Regions from separate parts of the Mus musculus genome. Here region 2 is linked to region 1. A link is a loop called in an ENCODE intact Hi-C map of the cell type or tissue named here. Cell type or tissue: gastrocnemius. All regions are shown on one strand.

Region 1 (8,000 bases):
TGGACTGGGTCTCGGTCTGCCGCTCCGCCCGACCGCCCCGTTGGTCCCGCCCAGCGCCCGCCCAGCGACCTATGATGCAGCCTCTCCCTGGCATGACTCCGCCCCAAGGAGTCTGGATCGCCTCTGTGATTGGGTGAGACCCGGTGGGACCCTCCCTCTGTTCCATTGGTCAGCAGCGTCGGCGCAGGCTCCGCCCCCTCACGTTCCCACCATGTGTGGTCCCGCTTGGTAGCCACCCGCCGGTGACGCAGGACCGCGCTGCGTCCGCCCCGCGTGGGCTGAGTCTGGAGGGACCTCGGATCTCCTACGCATTTCGCGTCCCCGGGAAAGACAGGGGTTGCGGTGACTCCGGCCGGTGGCTGACAGACCTGTTACCGGGCCCTTTCTAACAGTTCATTGTCCTGTTCATATGTGAGGCTGAGCGGTGATTGCCTTACACAAACTGTCCTATTTTCTATTTTCATCTCATCCTGGTAACGTTCATTTCATAAACACGAATAAAACAGATGCTTGTTAGTCTTACTCTGCAGATGAAGTAAGCTTAGGGCGCCCCAGTTTGAATGACTTGCGCAATACCATGAATCCAGTAAGATTCCACTCAGAATCTTCCGATTTCAAAATCCACTTCCTCGCAGAGAATCTTGGTATTTGCATACAGAAAGGCATAAGGATAAAGGAGACGCCCTTTTATGCGGCAGGAGTGGGTTTGGGAGAAAGGACAAAGGTTTCAGAGGACGTGGGTTGAGGCAGTAATTATGCCCTCAAATGAATTCATTTCTTTTACGTTCTGTTTAGCAGACACAGTGCAGTTATTTTGCACAAAACTCTGAACTGGATTCTATGTGGGAATCAGAGATGTGCAGGGCAATATTCTCCTGTCTCCTTTGGGAATCCTTTGATTCTTTGGAGATTCTGGCAGAGTTTGCTGATTGAACAAGTGCAGCAACCGTTGCACTTGGGCTAAGATGGGCTAGTTGGGATGGAGGGCTGGAGCTATCCAGCAGAGAACTGTTCCGATTTGTCCTTGTGTTGATCCTATGGGTAGTCACCTTCCCCATCTTGGGAATGAGCAATGAAAGAATCTAGAATTTAGTCAGCAATTTAATGGCATTAATTGGCACCACTCTCTGACTACAGCGTCATTACGAGCCTCTCATTTCCAGCGCTTTGGACATGCTGTTCTCTCACATCACATGCCCCAGCCCACACCCTCGTGCCTCCTGTTTTCCCTGTGACAGCTGTTATTTTCCAGTTTCCTGGGCCCAACCTGCACAGGGGCTCACCTCATTTGGTGTCTTCCCCCCACCCTCCGGTTTTAGTACATAGTACTGGGATTGTTTAGCTATTGTATGTCAGCTCCATCAGACTATAATCTAGCTCAGTACTTGGTACCGAAGGATCATATGAATCAAACATAAGAGGCTTGCATTGGCCAGAGCCTTAAAGTCATCCAAGTCTCTGCCCGACTCTCTCCTTTGAATCTCTTCTGCAAGTACTTGATGAGTGAACTGATATTCCCTATGCTTTTCTTTAAACACTTGGGTTTTTTTCATTATTTTTAATCTCATGTTTAGCTGTGTGTCTGTGTAGGAGTGACGGCAAGTGTCTAGTGGACTCCTGAATAGAGTGTTTCTGGGGGTTGGAGTTACAAGGCTGTTACCAGCCTCCTGTTGTGGGTGCTGAGAAGTACCCCCAAGTCAGGTTCTCTGCAAGGAACGTACACACTGTTAACCTCTGAACCATCTCTCGCGCGTCCCCTTTCTTTTCTTTTCTTTTCTTTTCTTTTCTTTTCTTTTCTTTTCTTTTCTTTTTTTGGTTTTTCGAGACAGGGTTTCTCTGTAGAGCCTTGGCTGTCCTGGAGCTCACTTTGTAGACCAGGCTGGCCTTGAACTCAGAAATCCTCCTGCCTCTGCCTCCTGTGTTGGGATTAAAGGCGTGCGCCACCAAGCCCGGCTTACCCCCCCCCTTTTTTTTTCTTTTGAGGTATTGTATGCTTTTCTCTTTTTTTTCTATCTCCCTGGGTCCCCCTACAAGGAAGAGAACAGGGAGAGTAAGGGGTGGTCCATTCACAAATGGCCATTCAGGGAATAAATTCTTCTCTTCTCCTCTAAACTCCCATAATGCTGTGTCTATAAACTGTGAGCTCTCTGCAGCCTGGGGCTGCTCTCTCTTGTTTATGAAGAGGCTGAACTCAAATTCTGCTTGCTCAGTATGACCCTAGACAAGCTGGTTGACTTGTTGTTATTGCTTATTTTTATTATTTTTTATGTGTATGTCTGTTCATGGATGCCATCTGCATGTGGACATCAGTGTGGCCAGAAGAGAGCATTGGGTCCCCTGGAGCTGGAGTCTACACGAGGTTCTGAGCCACCTGATGTGGATGCTGGGATCTTCCTCTGGAAGATCAGAGTCTTAATTACTCTTCTATCGCCATGGTAAACCACCCTGACCAGAGAAACTTATAAAGTATTTAATTCGGGGGTTCATGGTTCCAGAGAGTTAGAGTCTCTGACCATCACGATGAAGAAAATGGAAGCAGACAGGCAGGCAGGCACAGCTCTGGAGTAGTTGTGAGAGCTTACATCTGATCCACAAGTAGGAGGCAGAGAAGGCTAACTAACAATGGCTTTAGCTTCTGAAATATTAAAGCCCAACCCCAGTGAAACACCTCTTCCAACAGGGCCACACCTCCTAATCCTTCCCAGACAGTTCCACCAACTGTGGATCAAGCATTCAAGTATTTGAGCTTATGGGGGCCATTCTTACTCAAATCACCACAAGTAGTTCTTTTAACCACAGAGCCATCTCTCCAGGCCCCCTCACTTTTTTTTTTTGTGGATTTTTTGTTTTGTTTTGTTTTCGAGACAGGGTTTCTCTGTATAGCCCTGGACTGTCCTGGAACTCACTTTGTAGACCAGGCTGGCCTCAAACTCAGAAATCCACCTGACGGGCTGGTGAGATGGCTCAGTGGGTAAGAGCACCCGACTGCTCTTCCGAAGGTCCAGAGTTCAAATCCCAGCAACCACATGGTGGCTCACAACCATCTGTAACAAGATCTGACTCCCTCTTCTGGTGTGTCTGAAGACAGCTACAGTGTACGTACATATAATAATAAATAAATCTTTTTTTTAAAATGTACATGTATTTATTTAAAAAAAAAAAGAAATCCACCTGCCTCTTTCTCCCAAGTGCTGGGAGCCACCACGCCCGGCAGCCCCCCCCCCCCTTTCTTAGTAGATACAGCAAGGTGATACATAGTTCCTTGGGCACAGTGAGCAGTTGCTATTCTGGAAAGCAGGATCTGCATCCAATTTTTCCTTCTTTGCAATTCCCAAGCCTTTTTTTACATATGACCTGTATTCCATAATTGACCCAGTAAATGAGACTTTTAATCATAAAAAAACCCTCAATATTACAGCAATAATGAAAAACAAAGATAAGCCTAACAACTCAGCCATTTTTCATGGACACTATCTATAAACATCTGAACCAGAGGGAGGGACAGTGTGGCCTCTACTGCTTGTGAACTGGTTCCATCTTGCTGTGTCATCGTCTTTGTTTTGTGTGGCTTGCGTACTTAAGTTGATAAGGATGATTCATTCCACAGAATGGATGTCCAGTGCTTGGGTAAAGTACCTGGGCGACATTCAAGGGTCAGAACACCAGTTTTGACTCCTGAAAGGACATCAGAGGACAAAGTCCACTTTGTAATTTTGTGTCTTAAAATGAGTACGGTGGAGATACCAGAGTGAGGGCACACAAACCTGCACATGACTAAAGAAGCAGAAATTTGAATTCTATTTTGGTCACCTCGGAGCTCCCCACCTCCCTCTTTAAAAGAGTCACAAATGGCTGGTTCATCTTCCACTAAAGGCAGAAGGAAGGAGGGGAGGACCCAAGGGGCAACCTGGTACTTCAAGGATGTAATGGGTCATCCAGAAAGTGAATGCTGTCTTCCCTGACCACCTTTAAGATAAATCAGCCCTGTTTTGTTTGTTTCCTTGGGTCAAAGTCCTCTGTAGAGACCATATGTGAAAACGTTCTGATTTGGACCTGCCCTTCCTGTAAATATCTGATGATTGGTGGAAAGGTGACAACGCAGAGGGCGGGACAAGCATAGAGATTTTAAGGTTCTCACGCCCTCTAGTGGTGGGACTTGGAAAGCACGAATCCATCTGGATTCCAGTCTTGGTGCAGCTTCCAAGAATACACCCAAAAATATATATTGGTCCTTTCAACTATTCAGTTTGAGGAGTCGCTAAACTTTCTCTTAGTTCAGTTTGCAGCTCCACAATTAACTAATAAATGACGTATTTACTCGGACAAGCTTCTTCAATTCTCTACGCTACCTTCATTCGAAAAATAGCCTAATCAGATGTAGTGTCAAACACCTTCAAGCCAGCTGCCTGGATGCAGAGGCAAGCGGATCTCTGAGTTCAAGGCCAGCCTAGTCTAGAGTGACTTCCAGGACAGCCAGGGCGACATAAAGAAACCCTGTATCAAAAAAACAAAACAAAACAAAACAAAAAACAACAAAAAACAAAACAAAACAAAAAAAAAACAAAAAAGAGAAGAAAGAAAAACAGAGACGAGGAAAACGACAGGTGCTGTGTAGGATGAGAGGAAGGTAACTAGACAAAAGGCTCCTAATTGAGAATCCAGAAGCAGATAAGAATGAGTGGATGACTGCTGAGAGGCGGCTCAGGCTGCTCTTGCAGGGAGCTTGGGTTTAGTCCCACCCACATGGTGGCTCACAGCCTTTGCAGCTCTAGTTCCAGGGAATCTATTCTGGCCTTTGCAGGCACCAGGCACACACACACACACACACACACCACTCAGTCACATAAAATAAAAAATAAAAATGTGAACATTACATTTATGACATGATATCTTTGTGCAATGTGGGAAAATGGCTTTTGTTATAATGCTAATGGGTCAACCCAGTACCCTAGTGTAAAAACCAAAAGGAGACACTTGGCTGTATCTCCCAACACTTACACAAGCTAACTCCAAACTAAACTAAAACAGTAGAGAAGAATTTCTTCACTTTTTGGGGGATACAGATAATAATTTCTTGAACAAGACATGAAAAGCATCCATTCAGGGAAAAATTAATAAGCTGGAGTTTTAAATGACAATAAGTTCAAGAGCTTCTGCTTATTGAAAATGATAAGAAAGTTGGAGAACAAGCAACAGAGCAGAGGGAGATATGGTGACCCTAAGAACACAGAGGAGCGCAGGTTTAAAGCTGGGAGGCTACACTGCAAGAATCTGTGCAGAAAACAAGAACTCAAAAAGAAAGAAAGAGGTCAGATCCAGAATACTGAAAGAATTCTTCCACATGGAAAGAGGCCCACAGCTAACGTTGATGAGCTCCCCATCCAGAAGCGTCAACAAGCCCTCTCCACACAGGCAAGCACAGAGCGTGAACCTGTCCTCAGGCCGCCAATGGTGCTTTCCCCCTCCTCTGCTAGTCTGCTTCTCTGAGGCACTGGACCTTCTGACCTTGCTTTCTGTATGCTGGTCACCTTGTGTGTCTGCCACTGTAATTCATTTTCTTTCTTTTTTTCTTTGTGAGGTTTTGAGACAGTTACATATAGCCTAGACTAATCTTGGTTTTTTTGTTGTTTTGTTTTATTTTGTTGATTTTCCAAGACAGGAAAATCTCTGTGTAGCCCTGACTGTCCTGGAACTCACTTTGTAGACCAGGCTGGCCTTGAACTCAGAAATCCGCTTACCTCTGCCTCCCAAGTGCTGGGATTAAAGGTGTGAGCCACCACCGCCCACCCTAATCTTGTTTTTTAAAAAAACACGTATTATTTTTATGTGTATGTGTGTGCACCTGTGTAAGTCTGTACATACCACATGCATGCAGGAGCCCACAGAAGCCTGAAGAAGGTGTCAGATCCCTTGGAACTGGACTTACAGGCAGTTGTGGGCTACCATGTGGGTGTTGGGAACTGAGCCTAGGTCCTCTGCAAGACCAAGGCAATTTCTCCAGCTTCTGATCCTCCTGCCTCCACTTCCCAAATGCTGGAATTGCAGGTGTGCAGCATGCATCTGGTTTTTATGTAATGGTGGGAGTAAAACCCAGGGCTTTGTGCATGACAGGCAAGTACTCTACCAATGAAGCTATGTCCCAGGCCCTTCCCTGTGTGTGTGTGTGTGTGTGTGTGTGTGTGTGTGTTATTCTGCTATTATAAAATATGTACAACACAAATTAACATTTTAGTCACATTACATCGTCCCCATAGAAACCCTGTACCTATCAAACAGTGTACCACCATTCCTTCCTGCTCAACACCTTAGTTACCTCTGTTCTGTTGCCAGCTCATGAAAACTAGTCCCCCTCACATATGTGGAGGCGCGCAACATCTGTCCTTCTGTGTCTGAGTTTTCCCCCTTTGCGTGTTTACAAGTTTCAGCTATTGCAGGGCTTTGGGGTCCGGCTTAGGTTTCAATAATAAAGACATGGAGATGTCTTTATTGTATAAGGCTGCTGGCCTTTTCTCTGCGGCAGTCTCTCAGCGAACCTCTAACTTAGCCCTGCTTCTCTGCCACTGAAACCTGTTGCTTGGCTCTCACTGTTGTCTTTCCTGCTCTGTCCCATCCTGCCTCTGTCCAGCTCTGCCCCTCCTTCCCTCCTTCCAGCCTCAGCCGCCAGCACTTTATTGCTCAAATACCACACTTCTTTCTCACACAAGAGAGCTTTTAACATAGCGGGAGAGACTCCTCCCCCAGGGCAGTTTGCCTTTCTTTTTGGACAGGTGAGGGCCCAACCAACATTTACCCATCCTGCCAGCTTGGCACCGCTGGCCCAGCAATTAACATGTGAGAACACAGGGACATACCTTACGACATGTGTGGGGTGGCTTATCTCAACACCTCCCCTTTTAGTCCAAGAAATGGCTTTATCTCTAACATCAGTGAACTATATACAATAAGAACAAATATGAGAACTATCAGTGTAAGACAATGTCCAGTCCATTTGCCCTATCTTGGTGAGTCCAAAGTTCTGTAGAGGTTTTGCATCATGTGAGCACAATGAAAAGTCTTTTTAAGTCTATATTTAGAAGACAACCAAAGGAAATTTAAGATCGTGAACTTGTGACTACAATAATATTATCAGAACTCCATTGATCAATGTTAAAGCTCTGAACTTTTGAAGTCTATCACTAGTCTAAGCTTCAAAGCCATCAGAAACCTGAGAAGGTCAAATCACACCTGTGTAAATACACATACAGAGAGAGCAGCTTCCAGATCTAATAAAAATGACAGGGACTTACTGGCTACCCAGCCAGTCTCCCAAGGTTCCTATGTGTCTGCAGGGCATCCATCTTTGGCTGCCAGGCCCAGAAGACCTGACAGACTTTCCTGTGGAGCAGGACCTTAAGGGGACCGTCCCATTTTGTCGACTTCCCTATGTCCTGCCTGTCCACAGTGCTGTCAGCAGTCGAGGTAAAGGGCAGTTTACAGCCTAGTCTAAAATATTTGAAACTCGTTGCTTTCTTAGTCTAAAGGAAATACAACAATCCACCCTTCTTTTCCCTTTCCCCTCACTCCCACCTGTTTTATCCACTGACACTAGTTAGGAGAGAAAGAAGGATAGAGGGGAGAGAGAAAGAGATCCATGAATCCAACCTCCTTTCCTTTGTTTCCTCTCTGACCATGACCATCAACAAACCACAACCAATCTCCTTCAATGACAACTATCCATAACCCAGCAAACAGCCGCCCACCACACCCCTTGGAATGAGGGTGTTGTGTTCTTTAGATTGCCTCCTGTTGTCTGGAGGGTGATGACATCTTTGGGGACCATAAGAAAATTGGGATGCTGGCCAAGTCCTGGGATTTGAACTGTATTCCTCTGGAAGAGCAGTCAGTGCTCTTAACCACTGATTCCTTCCCCAGGGCAGCTTGCCTTTGTTTTTGGGCAGGCAAGGCCCCAACAAACATTTACCCATCCTGCCAGCCTGGTGCCACCAGCCCAGCAATTAACA
Region 2 (8,000 bases), 140 kb before region 1:
CCCCCACTCTTAGAGTGTGTGCATTCTAGGGTAAAGGATAAATAGTGCACATAAGCACTTAACTAACAGAATCTGTGTTGCAGGGCTGCAGGGTTGGGTTGGTTGGGGCACAGGAACATGGCCCCTGGAACCAGATCTCCTGGTCAGAACTGTACCTCTTTGCTGGGTGCTACTTTTGGTGCCCTGGAAAGTTCCCCTTCTGGGCTTTAGCTTCTTCATTTGCAAACTAATAATATCTGTCTCTTTGGGTTGCTTAGAATATTCAATTATGTAATACACATTGAATTTAGAATGGTGTTTGCTATTATACCATAATAACTAGAGCTGCTGTTATTGTCACATATTTAGATGTTATTGTATGGTTCAGACACGGGATGTAATAAAGTCTCACACAGCATTGGCTGTTAGTCAAGAAAAACTTTGGAGAGAATTGGAACTTACCAGAGCCCTCAGAGGTAGGTGGACAAATAGTGTTGGGAGAAAGACCTGTACTCTAAGATGAGCATCAAAAACAGAAGCTTAAATGTGGGAATCAGTGTGTTTTTTAAAGAGTGGGGAAGGAGTTTGAGGGATCTCAGTTGGCACAGTACTTGCTTGGCATCCTTGAATTCTGGGTTTAATCCATGTGTGGTGGTGCATTGGTATAATCCCAGCACTGAGGAGGTAAAAGCAGGAGAATCAGAAGTTCATGGTCATCTTTGCTACTTAGCAACGTTGAGGCTTGTCTGGAATACATGAGACTATGTCTCAAAATAAATACCACCCCACTGGTCTGATTGTAGGTTCTGATTATGTTGGTGGGATGACTGTTGGGCAGATCAGTCATGAAATGAAAGTAGGTAAGTATAACAAGTTTATTAAGCTAAAAATAGCATTTTACTCTCACAAATTTGCTTGTGTCTAACAAAAATTACTTTAATCAATGGATTTACTTATGTGGGTATAGAAACATAATTTTCCCCACTTTTTCAAATAAATGAACTATGCAGGCTAGTTTCATGTCAACTTGACACAAGGTAGAGTCATCAGAGAGGAGGGAAAATGCCTACATAAGATCAGGCTATATATAAGCCTACAGGGCATTTTATTAATTAGTGATGGATGGGGGATAGTGGGTGGTGTGACCCCTGGGCTGGTCCTGGGTTCTATAAGGAAGCAGGCCGAGCAAGCCATAAGGAACAAGCCAGTAAGCAGTTCTCTTCCATGGCTTCTGCTCGGCTCCTGTCTCTAAGTCCCTGTCCTGACTTCCTTTGATGCTGAGCTGAATAAACTCTTTGATTCCCAAGTTCCTTCAGGCCTGGTATTTTATCACAGCAGTAGAAAGCCCAACTAAGACATAAACTCGGAGGTGTGCCTTGTCTAGGAGCACTAGCATCAGATTTACTTTAGTAGTATCACACATGGCTCATCTGTGGGATCAGAGGACAACATTTGGGAAATAGGGTTTTTTTTCCTTCCACTATGGGACCTGGAGACTAAACTTAGGTTGTGAGGTACGACTTTACCTTCTTGCCCTTTTGTCTGCACACACTGTTCTTTTGAACTCTGATCTTAGTCCTATCCCGACTGTATCTTGCTTTTTCTCTTCCTTTTTACTACACAGGTAGACTGGATAGTCAGCTCGGCCACCAAAAAAAAAAAAAAAAAAAAAAAATGTTTCCATTCTTCTACCATTGACCAGTGGAGTAGCTGTTAGGATTGGCATTCTCTAGTGAAACAGTTCTGGGTCAAGATGTGTGATATATGCCATGCATTTTCTGACTCCTCTGAGAAAACAAGAAGAGAATTTTTATGAAGTTTAGCTAATCTCAGAACTCAGTCTATACATGGTCCATAGTAGCCTGAGTAGATCTACAATGGAAAACTTTGATCTCTTTAATAACACCCATACATAGGAAAATTTCAGTTGAAGATCCCATAAATATTGCAACTTTTATTAGATTGCCATCTGACCATTCTATGTTATTTGGGGGGGGGGGGGAGAGAGAAAATGAATGAATGAGAATGGGAAAACACTAAAACATTTAAAGTTAACCTTCCCAGAAAGATAACCGGGACTGGTGTTCACTGGTAGAGTACTCAATTCCTCAGCTGCATATGAAAATGGTAAAACCAGAATGGAGTGGAATGGGCTCTGGTTAACTTCTGCATGCCGTTCTGTGTTAGTTTCTACCTGCCAGTCAGTGAATAGGAAAACAATGAACAGGTCTTACTCAAAGCTCCTCTTCTTACCTCAGGCATGGTAAGCCCAAGAAATACAAAGAGAAAAAGTAAAAGCCAATATGCTATTAGAACAATACGTAAGTAATATAAGAGAGATTATTGTGATAGATCCCTGTACATTCTTAGCAAAATGGCAGAGCCTGTTATCCCCAGACTTGAAAATGATAACAGTAACTCCTATCCATTGAAATGTTAAAGAATGTGCACATTGTTATGTTATATAAAGGGGACACATCTTTCTCATCCAATTTCACCTTAAATCAATATAACTGATTAATACAATAAAAAAATATAGTGGATCTGATATTCATGTTAGCAGCTTATTCTTATATGAATAAAATTTAAAGTAAAATTCTGATAAAAAAATGTATCTTCTCTAAAGAGTTACCAGTTGCTGGTACCAGGCCTGTGTGCTTGGGCTTCTTAAATTCCAGGTGACCTTTCCTCTCTTAAAACCCCACTACTACTTTGTGTATTGTTGGACACATAGGATGTATGCACTGGGCTAGTTTGGTAGATGCAACACTCAAATCATGTTGGAAGTAAGTAAAGTTAGTATGGGCTGCAAAGGTGGCTCAGCTTCGTTCTTGCAGAAGACTGAAGTTGCTAGCACCCATGCTGGGTGGCTCACACTGGTGTTAAGTCCTGAGGAGCTGATGCATCTGGCCTAAGAGGCACCAGCATTCATGTGTTTATACCCAAACACAAATACATACACTTCATTAAAAAAAAGTAAAATTCTAAAAAAGAAAGGAAAGGAAGGAAGGAAGGGAGGGAGGGAGGGAGGGAGGAAGGAAAGAGATGCTATCATTTTGGTTAGTTACTATTTTTTTTTTTTTTAATTAACTACCTTTAGGATAACAACTGCAAATATCTGGCATAGACAATTGCTTTTGTTATTGGCATCGTAACACTTTAATTGACGCTCATTTTGATTTTTGCAATATTTCATACTCTTCCAATGTACATATTGTTGGTATGTATTGATTTTTGCTTTGTGCACTTGAAGAACAGGATATAATGCTGTTCCCTTCTGAATGGAAACTGCTAGTTTGTTTGGTTTTTTAAACTCACCCTTTTTAATGTAGGAACGTTTGTCACATTAGTGTAGTTCTCTGATTAGTACCAGGAAGTAGTTGAAATGGGATGTCTGGCCACAGGAAGAGCTGGAGTAGGTTCAGCTGAAATCTCACTGCACCCGCTAGATGGCGTTAACTCATTAAGTGAAAGCTTCCTCCTGCCGCTCTGGCAGACTTAATATAGCTGATCTGAGAGTTAAGTGGCGAGTTCTGTTGAGTGGTTGTGCCTTTCACAGAAGTGTTATTTATTCAACGTAAAATACTTAAATAAACTTCAGTATTTTGTCAGGTGCACATTAAGGCTGGCTCTCCCTTAGGCTTTCCCTGTTGTACATCCTATATAAACTTACTGGGGGTTTTTCCTAGTTTATTGAAATATCATAATTATTTCTTGGTTTTCTGGGAGTGTTGGGGAACAAATGAAACTGAGAAGCAGGCTGAAAGCAAGTAGATTATATCAGAATTAATTTTAAGTAATTTAGTTTTTATTCATAACCACTAGATCAACAAGAAAGTAAAACAAACATTCCAGTTCTCTGTCCTCCTCAGAGACAGTTCGCAGTGGTAGACTAAAGGTGGTCGGTCATCTTCAGAGATGTTTCATGAGGGAAACTCATTTTCAGTTTGAAGTTTTCCTTTTCTATAGTTGTCTGTAGGGTCTAAATATCTGAGCCATTTTTGTGTTTTCTTGCTGTTTTTATAAGTTCTAAAGTTGCACTTTTTAATGATTATTTTTTATTTTTCAGATTATAATTAGTCATTTCTCCTTCCCTTACCTCCGTCAAACCACTCCCTTGAATTTCCTTTCCCTCTGTCAAATTCATGGCCTTTTTCTATATAATAAAAAGCTGAGAAGAATCAGCTTTTGCCGTAAGAATCAAAATAACGAGCTTTATAAGTGTAATAGAAAGGTCTGTGTTTTGTTTTTTTTTTGGGTGGTTTTTTTTTTTTTTTTCCTTCGAGACAGGGTTTCTCTGTGTAGCCCTGGCTATCCTGGAACTCGCTTTGTAGACCAGGCTGGCCTCAAACTCAGAAATCTGCCTGCTTCTGCCTCCTGAGTGCTGGGATTAAAGGCGTGTGCCACCATACCCGGCAGGTCTGTGTTCCTGTTAATCAAATCAGAGTCTTCAATGAGGGGTTTGCTTTTATCATAACCTTGGATGAGAAAACCAAATGTTGTCTCTTTTCAACCAGAAGTTTAATACATAAGAGGAATATTGTGACTGATGCAGATTGGTCTGGTCACACCTATGGGTCTCTGTGGCATGTTCTAAAATGTAACTAGCTAGGGGGTGGGGAAGGTACTGGGTGATGGTGAAGATGATAAAAATGTGTTACATATGTGTGAAGTTCTCAAGGAATTAATAAAATAGCATACTGGAAATTGAGCTGAATAATCTCATTTCGGAAGCTTGCCCTAGAGAGCTGGGCTTGTGAGGAACAGGGTCGTGGGTGTTCAGCACTCTAGATCACCCCGTGTGCTCGCTTGCCTGTTTTGCTTTGGTTTTGGTTTTATAGACACTAAGTGGAAGCAAGAGTGTGAATAAATTGTGAGTGACTGTGGGCATATGTTTATAGTGAATTAGAGAAGGAGGGGAGATTGTCTTTTCAGAAGGTATTAACTGCTTTCCAAGCAGATCTTAGAGGATGTGTGCCTTAGTCTGAAGAAACAGTTAAGCAGAGAAAGCTACCCAGTCTTGGTAGAATCTAGTATGACACTGTTGCAAAATGTAAAACTATAACCAAGTACTTATTCCTTTAAAAAAAAAGTTTTATGTAGCTCAGGTCTGCCTTCATAGGATATGTATCTAAAATTAACCTTGAAATTTGATCCTCCTGCCTCTACTTCTGAGTGCTGGGATCACGGTGTATGCCCAGTTGATGGGGGTCTGCAGAATGAACCCAGGCTTTCATGTATGGTAGGCAAGCACTTTGTTAACTGAGCTACATTCACAAATCCCAAAGTATGTTTGTGCTACGCAATCTAACATAAAGGAGAATGAGTTCTTGTTGGATAAGAGGTCAAATGAACACAGTTCTTTAAAAGCCATTAAGGAAAATCACATATTATATTCTCTTATAATTTCTAATCATATTGTTTAAGAAATACCAACACTCAGGTGGCCAGGTGGCTCAGCCAGTAGTGTTCTCGACACCAAACTTGATGACCTGAGTTTAATCCCAGGACTCGCACGGTAAGGAGAAAATCAAGTCTTCCAAGTTGTCCTCTGCCCACTAGTCACACACTTTGTTCCATTTCCATGTGTGTGCTTGTACTCACACGAGTGCACACATGCACACACTCATAATAATTTTTTAAAAGAAATAACATACTTTAAGGAACATAATCTTAGAACAATGGCTTCCTTCTGTTTCTGCCCCTTCTCACAAGTCTCATTTCTTACCCCTTAAAAGTAAGATGTTTTCCTTTGGTAATAAGCACAGATCTGTTTCTGGGTCCAAGATACAACAGAGTGATTCACCTTATTATGTAGAAGCACCATCTATGATGTCAGATCATTTCTTAGAAAACTGTTGTAGTCAAGTGTGGTGGTGTACACCTGTAATCCTAATACTCGGGAGGCTAAGGCAAGACGAGCGTGAGTTCGAGGCCAGCCTAGTCTGCTTAGCCAGGCCCTGTTGTTCATAAATAAATGAATAGAGAGAACTTTGACTATAAAGTTATTCAGTGTGGTTTAGTTTTTATGAAAGAATAAACACTAATAATCCTTTTAGCTGTATATGTACCTGGATTAAAAAGAATCTACTGCCAGTGAGTGATGCTTCACCCTTTAATCCCAGTACTCAGAAGGCAGAGGCAGGCGAATCCCTGAGCTCAGGTGACCGTGGTCTACAGAGTGAGTTCTGGAACAGGCAGAACTACACAGAAAAACCCTGTCTCAAACAAACAAATGAACGAACAAAACAAAAGCCAAAAAAGGCCACAAAAAACAAATTTATTAAAACATAAAAATTGCATATGTGCCACATGTGTTGTTTAGTACACCTGTACTTTGTAGAATATTCAAATCAGGGCATCATAGCTGCTGCCTGAAGGAAACATTTTTAATTTCTTTATGTTGAGAATAAAATCCTTTTCTACCTTTTGTGACATTGTATAGTTAGTTTCTTAACAATGCCTAGCCTTGGCATCTGATGCTTCTCCAATGATAATTTAGTATACTTGTTCAAACTTGACCATATCCCAGATAACCTCCCAGACTCTCAATTTTTTCTTTTACATCAACCAGAGCAAGAGAAGGGGGGAAAATATTTATTCATTGGTATATCTTTAATTTTTTACTTTATGACTCCACTAATAAAAAGCAAAAAACAACTGTAATTTGAAGCAAAGATTCTGAAATTACCACTTTTCTAAAAATACAACTTAAGGCTGAAACCTAATATATCGAAACATTTTTGTTCTGGAAATGGTACATGTTTTCATAAAGATGTATTTCTAAATGGCTCAGAAATAGGGAACCTTTCCAAAACATGCTGTAGTTGCCTGGGTGAAGAATATTAGGTTGCAACATGCAAAAAGGAAATCCTGGTGTAGGAAACAGTTGATAAAGAACACGTGTCTGCAGCACCTGACGAAGCCTTTGGCGTCCTCCGGTGCCCGCGTGTAGGATTTTGCTAGTCTCTCTCAAGTGAAGTACCCTCTGCTCTGTGGCTGCTGGGAGGCTCAGCCCTCCATTTTACTGCTGTTGTACATAATCTGTCGTTCTTATTGCTAATCTCCTCTAAGTCCTGCTTGTTATTCCGGTGAGACTCCCAGCCTTTCTTCACTCTGCCCTTCGTGAGAGCAGTATTGTAATGGGTCACAGGCCAGCCAGCAGACAGTGTCTGACAAGACAAAGTCTGGTATTTTTAAACTGTCCGTTTATTTTTTTTTTATTGCCACTATTCTATGGATATTGAATATCTCAACTTCTTAATTTTATAAGAGGTTTTCTTTTAGAAGCTATGGGAGTGTGGGCTGTCATCCTACTTTTATTGAAGTTTTATTGAAACTTAGACTAAAGTGAGGCCTGGTGGCAACTGCATTCACAAAAGGTGATGTGAAAGAAGGGAATCCTGTTTGGCTCAAAAAAAAAAAAAATATATTGTCCCCCATAGTCCAAGCTATTTCCTGTGAGTATTACATAGAACTTTCTTAGTTCTCTGATTAAACAAAACCCTTCAGATACAGGTTTTTCTTTAAAAATAACAAATACCCTTGCTTTACAAAATGTTATGTTGAGGAAATTATTCTAGTCCTGCTTTATAATCTCACAATATTTCTAAACAGACTCATGCCATTTGGAAAGAAGTCATAGAAACAAACTGAGCAAAACAAGTTCAGATGCCTTTGAAGTCAGAGTCATAGCCTTAGTTAAATGTTTCAGCAGCAGACACGTCTGCGTGTAATTACTTAGCCTGTATATTAAGTTTAAAACAATAATACTATCCTGCGTGTAATTACTTAGCCTGTATATTAAGTATTAAAACAATAATACTATCGATCTACTTAATATTTAAAACACAGGGTACTTTGTTTTGAGGACTATATTTTCAATTTCAAATTGCAAATTTGGCTTTTGCAAAGAGACTTGAGTAAGTATACAAACCAGGAGCTCTGGGGTTTGTGTATGTATGTGTATGTACATGTGTGTATGTACATGTGTATACCCCCTGTGCTGAATCTGTTTGCAG

The links. Peaks named below come from ENCODE experiments on the same cell type or tissue, not always from the same donor. Only the 100,000 strongest peaks of a DNase experiment are listed, where the experiment ranks them.
Region 2: a loop joins it to region 1, with 10 times the contacts of the local background. A loop is called at or near these places in 15 of 42 quality-filtered maps.

The regions. Positions count from the first base shown.
Region 1 is chr2:92,434,031-92,442,030 of GRCm38, forward strand. It overlaps Cry2 (cryptochrome 2 (photolyase-like)), which reads right to left and starts at 39. Exons shown (of 12, transcript NM_009963.4): 1 at 1-39. In gastrocnemius, a CTCF peak has its summit at 4,156 (motif pointing left); DNase peaks (open chromatin) are centred at 132 and 4,141; H3K4me3 peaks cover 1,322 bases; H3K27ac peaks cover 2,413 bases.
Region 2 is chr2:92,293,188-92,301,187 of GRCm38, forward strand. The region is part of intron 6 of Phf21a (PHD finger protein 21A); the gene reads left to right. Among named protein-coding and RNA genes, the nearest start is that of Large2, 74 kb to the right of the region's middle. In gastrocnemius, a CTCF peak has its summit at 3,430 (motif pointing right); a DNase peak (open chromatin) is centred at 3,429; H3K4me3 peaks cover 213 bases; H3K27ac peaks cover 1,211 bases.